2 separate regions of the Mus musculus genome follow, and region 2 is linked to region 1. The links are chromatin loops, found by intact Hi-C in ENCODE. Cell type or tissue: heart. All regions are shown on one strand. Links, peaks and the distances in the headings refer to the core of each region. The heading gives the core; the rest is flanking DNA. Region 1 overlaps Galnt18 (polypeptide N-acetylgalactosaminyltransferase 18). Region 2 has its middle 28 kb from the start of Gm33098.

What was found. A loop is a pair of places that touch in the nucleus more often than their neighbours do. Peaks named below come from ENCODE experiments on the same cell type or tissue, not always from the same donor. Only the 100,000 strongest peaks of a DNase experiment are listed, where the experiment ranks them.
Region 2: a loop joins it to region 1, with 2.4 times the contacts of the local background. A loop is called at or near these places in 4 of 42 quality-filtered maps.

The regions. Positions count from the first base shown.
Region 1 is chr7:111,549,722-111,552,536 of GRCm38, forward strand. All of the region lies in intron 5 of Galnt18 (polypeptide N-acetylgalactosaminyltransferase 18), which reads right to left. Among named protein-coding and RNA genes, the nearest start is that of Galnt18, 230 kb to the right of the region's middle. In heart, for the core only: a CTCF peak has its summit at 1,461 (motif pointing right); no DNase peak of the experiment used is centred there.
Region 2 is chr7:111,181,058-111,183,872 of GRCm38, forward strand. No RefSeq gene overlaps it. Among named protein-coding and RNA genes, the nearest start is that of Gm33098, 28 kb to the right of the region's middle. In heart, for the core only: a CTCF peak has its summit at 1,421; a DNase peak (open chromatin) is centred at 2,674; H3K27ac peaks cover 542 bases.

The DNA.
Region 1 (2,815 bases), core at 68-2,567:
GAGCATAGCCATTCCCATATGCTCTCCTCTTATGTCTGGGCTTGGTGTTCTCCATTAAAGGAGGGTGTCAGTCTACTCTAAGAACGCGCATGTGATACCCCTACAATCTGTGGAAGTAAAATCATTTAGAATACAGTCTAGTGTCTATGTGCCTGAGCATCCTCCTGCATCAGCACTCCCAAGAAAACAGCCCCTTCTGCACCTGGGTGTGTTTCTAGTTCCAATTAGATGGGTTCATTTGCATGTAATTGACAGTTTTCTCACCCCTAAGGGTTGCTCAGTTTCTCTCTTTCTCTCCTTCACCAAATCCGCCAGCCTAGCCTGATAGCATGGAAGGTTAAGGACAACAGATGACAAATAATGCAGATACAGAGCCCACTGTTCCTGCATACTCCCCTAATGGTAGCAGTTCTCTGTGAAGCCCTTCACTGAGGAGCTAGGAAGCCCTGCTCATATCTACTAATGCTCACACCCCCTAATACTGTAGTACCGTTCCAATCTGAGATCCTGGCTGACCTCAGTCCTGGGCATCTGTCACTGGAATTGTTTTCCAGTGCCAAACTCTGTCCTTCTGCAGGCAGCTTCACTCCCTGGTGATGTAGCTAAGTGGTAGAGTACTTGACTAGCAAGCAGAAAGCCCTGGGTTCAATCCCAGCAACATAAGGAAAAGGAGTTTTTTTGAAAGCATTTTCCCCAACATGCCTCACACCCTGCATTGTTGAATTGTGCTGGCCCTCCATCAACAAGGCCTCTGACCCAGAAATGTTGATACTTGATACCTACAGCATCAGTTTTGTGGCAAAATCCTGTGGACTGAGGTAAAGAGCTCAAAGGCTCTGGATCTGACCAACTCTTGAAGACCACTGTGCACTGAAGGAACTCAGAGATGCACCTCTCTAAATAAAGATGGTTTGAAAACATTGGCAAGCAGGGCTGGGTCTTCACCTTTTCTTCCAAACTTCTGAATACTGGATGTGTTGGGGCTCTTGGAACCACAGTCATAGAACATATGAGAAGGGGCCTTCCTTTCACTTCCAGACCCAGCCAGGGAGGGCACAAAATCCAGAGCAGTTGCTCAAGTGATTACAGACACCTCAGGGTGTCTGTGACTTAATAACTAGATGCTGTATTAGGTAGAATTAGGATAAACAGCCCCCCTCAATCCCCAAAAGGATTAGACACAGCTTATGAAAAACCTAAAATCTGCCAAAAAATATAAATAACATCTAGGAAGATCTAAAGGTTACAATAGATTGGAGGTAGTTAGAAAGCAAGTGTAGGCTGAGGCTTTCTCTCATAGTTCTTAAAAAGGATTTATTTTTATTTGTGTGTGTGTGAAAGAGGCAGGGGGGAGGGAAAGGGAAAGGGAGATGGAGAGGGAGAGAGACACAAAGAGAGAGAGAGACACACAGAGAGAAAATTTGCCAAATGAGTACAAGATGCCTGTGGAGACCAGAAGAGGGCATCAGATCCCCTAGAGCTGGAGTTACAGGTGACAGTAGCTGCCCAACATGGGTGTTAGAAAACATGGGTCCTCTGCAAGAGAAACAAGTACTCTTAATCATAGCGCCATCTCTCTAGCCCTCCATCCCAGTTCTTAAAGTGAGCCCAGATGTTGGGTTCTGAGCTTCCTGTTGAACTAAATGAAAAGGAACATACAGATTCTTAGAAATGAAATTCACAGTTCTCAGGTAGAAATGAACCGATTGATTTCTTGGGGTTTTTTTTTTTTTCCCTTGGATTAGTAGTAGATTTGAGAGAAACGTGTCATGTGGATTTTCTTGAGTGGGTCAGCCAGAGACCTTGGGGACCCATTGAATAACAATCTTAAAAATGGCATTTCACATCTCAACAGAGGCAAGTGCTGAGCTCTATGTACAGTAACGTGTGGGCAAAGCAGTAAAGCGGAGCTCCAGGATGAAGCTCTGCGGTGCTTACAGTGCACTTGTATAAAATCTGTCTCTACAGAGCTTGTCATCCTCTAGGGAGAACCCCAGAAATGATCCAAAAGCTTCCAGAATCTTATTTCTCTAATCTACATTCCTGATACTAATTGTGGGGTGGTAGAGAATGTATGGTCAGTGTGGTCTCCTCTAGCAAAGACCTAGAGTACAGCTCTGCTAATTAAGACAGCCTACTAGGTTCTGTGGTGAGCAGAATAGAGACAGCTAAGATCTGTACTATCTCCTGCAAGAACCCCCACAGCAGAGGGGCAAATTTCCCTCTGATGGCCTTGGGCAAACTAAAGCAGGAGTGAGCCACACAAGTTGTGAACTCAAATCAACAGTAACCGAGCTAGGGGTGATAACAAGTCAGAGTCTTGATGATCCTAGTAGAACCTGGCTCCACTGATTCAGCCTTCAGTAGGACCATTCTCCTGTCACAGTCTTGCTCTCATCATGTTAAACAGGGGTTGCACAATGAGTCAACACTAGGTTATCCTATGGATCTGATGGATCACATATATCTAAGGCCCCAACACACAGCAGGCTCCCGACCAATTAATAGCATACAATTGTGTAGACAGCTGTGGTGGCTTAGCTATGTTTTGAGTGTGTCCCGTTTAAAGGTTCCTGTGTTGGAAGCTTGGCATTGAGAGGCAGGAGATCTCTAAGAGGTGGACCAGTGAAGGTGAATAGGTTCCAGGGCAGCCACACTCATATGAGATTAATGTAGGAATGAACTATGGAAATAAGCCCTGAAGGTATAGCCTTCATCTGTGGTTGCTTGTGCAAGACCTACACCCAAGATCAAGCCAGGAAACAGTTCACCATGAGTGGAGGAGGAGCTTATGAAGGCCCACCCACCTGAGGAG
Region 2 (2,815 bases), core at 221-2,720, 370 kb before region 1:
AAACAGCTTTATCAGTGTGCAGCCTTTAATTTGACCCTTCTATATCACCTTGGCCAAAGGACACTCCCTCTGGGACACCTTCCCTGATGGCACAGGTCTGTCCCTACTGTAGCTGACCATTGCACTATTCTTACACTGAGAAAACCTGGAAAGCCGTCACAGTTGGTGGCTCACGAGCCTTATTTCTCCCTGTGCCTACTCCTTATACAAAAAGACATGGACTGGAGAGCAGGGGGAGGGAGCGATTTTAATTCACAGTGTGGCCAACACAGGGTCATCGAAAAGGCTTCTGCACCAAGTGCCGCCCGACTCTCCGGAGGGTGACTCTGGGAGAACCCTCATGTGGGTCTGGCTTTTTCTTCCCTGTTTTATTTTGCTCCTTAGGGTCCACTCAGAGTCAGGTGATTCCTAAAGAAACTTTCTGGGCAGAGTTACCTCAGTCAGATCCCTCATGATGCTCCAGTGTGTATGAGAATTTGTATGTGTATACATGTATGTAGATATGTGGATGTATGTGTGTATAAATGTGTGTATTCATGTATGTGTAAACAATGTATGTGTAGTACATATGTACGTGCATGTGTTTGCATGTGTATGTGTGTGAGATGTCTTGGTTAACTTGATTCTCAGTGCCTTGGTTTTGAGGAGGCAGTGAGGAAGCTGGTCTCTCCTGTAGCTGGGAGGAGCGATAGGCACAAATAGCTCATGGTTCTGGCAAGAAGAGGCAAAAGGGCCTGCTTGAAATCTTACTTGTACTGTAAGCTTCTAGACCTACCTGTCTGACCTGCCTTATTTGATTTTTTCAGCTTTCAGCCAGCTCGTAGGCGTGTGTGGCTCCAGGGATCCCTTCCTGTCCAGGAATCCTGTCCTGAAGGGGTGCCTGTGTCAGGGCTGTGGTCAGGCGCTGTGCTAGGCACATTTCCTCAGACACTGTCTCCTTCAGCTCTTAGCAACCTTGGAAATAGTTTCACCGCCTCCATCCACTAGACAGAAATGGAGAATGGGATTCAGGGAAGTTCAGACCCCACAGTCCATGAGCAGCACGGCCATGGCTTAACCTGTCTGTACCACTTGGTGATGGTGCTCTAAGTCACCACGCCGCTCCAGTGGTTCAATGCCCCACTTGCCACTTGAGAACACTAGAATTTACCAAGCACTGACCAGCTCTGGGGAGAGTGGTGGTGAAAGCCTTGACTGAGGGTGGAACATGCTGAGGGTCAGATGCCACCGGAAAGGAAGGCACATTCCATGTGTGTGGTTGCAATCGTCAGCGAACATTGAAGGAAAGGATTAGAAATAAAAATGGTGGTGTTAGATAGTTAAGTGTCAATGTTAGCTTTTCCTCTTGATGTATCCCTAATGTCATAGTATTTACACTACTACAGAAAGGTCTCAGGCTTAATGTCATACTAGTTGTGGCCACATGGTGTCCCTCCAACTCAGTCTAAATCTTTCAGACAGCTGACTCCCTGCAGTCTCCAAGGCAGAACTTTATAGAGCAGAGGCTGCCCTCAACCCTTGAACTGGCTCTGGCTCTGGTGGTCTCTAGCCAGAGAAAGGAAAAGGGACAGACAAGTTTTCTCAGACCAGAGTGGGGCGGTGGCTTGTTTGTTACTAAGAGTCTCAAGAGACAGTTTTGATGTTGAAGGTTCACTGTGAAAGGGACATTAGTGATGGCTCTCTGAAGGAGGGGGCCGGCAGGACTGCAGCTTCCTTGGGTAGTGGGACTGGATCTGTGGGTGAAGGTTGGCAAGGAGGCTGGAGTGGGAGCCAAGGAAAGAGTAAGGACTGTGATGGTATGGGAAGGAGACATGGTGGGTTTGTATGTAGACAAAGCCCACACACCATAAGAAGGTAGATTCATTGACTTAGGTAACTCCCTCTCTCCCATGTATCACTACATTTTCTTGCCAGTCTGGACCCAAGCTGTAGTGTCTCTGAAGATGCTGATGTTCCTGGCTTGGGGAATTTGGAATATAAAGGAATTCCTGTCTTCACACGATCTGCCATTGTTTCCTCGATGATGCTGATGATGATGGTGATGGTGATGGTGATGATGATGATGAAGGCAGGGTCTCCTGTACATACCCAGGCTGGCCTCTAATATCCTATGTAGCCAAAGATGATATTGATGTTCTGATTCTCCTGCTCCACTCCCTGAGTGCTGGGATTACCCGTGTGCCAGCACACCAGTTTATTCAGTGCAGGGGATTGAACCCAGGGCTTTCTGCGTGCAGGTCAGCAGTTTTCCAGCTGAGCTATGTTCCCAACTCCTCTTCTCTCTGTTTAAAGTCCCATGCCAGAACCCAAGTCTTCTCCTCTTGGTGCACCAGGACCCTGGCTCAGCCAAGCGTTGTTTTCAGAACCTTTGGAACATGTGTTTCAAGGCTGAGTTGTAATAGTGAGTGACCATGGGGAAACAGCAGGCTCCTAATGATTTGGTCCGTAGGGATCGACGTTGCCATGATTCCTGTGCTTGGTTTCCTTGGGTTCTCCTGGGTCCCAAGTTTGGTATCCCAGCTTTTCTTTGGTCTCCCAGTGACAGCAAATTTCAGGCTATTCTTAGCTAGAGTCACTACCGTTACTTGCAGTGAGATCCCTGACTCAGGCTCTCTCATTAGAGCAGCCTGGAGGAAACTGGCTCAAGTCAGGTCACACTTGACTGACAGCTGAGCTCTGGAACCAGAGTCTCTGCCTCCCAGAGAAGGGCTCTGCTGTTGTGTGTATAGTCTGTACTGGATATACAGCAAGCTCTCCTCCTCGCTTGGAATAGCCTTTTGAGGATCAGTGCATCAGATCCCCTGAAGCATGGGAG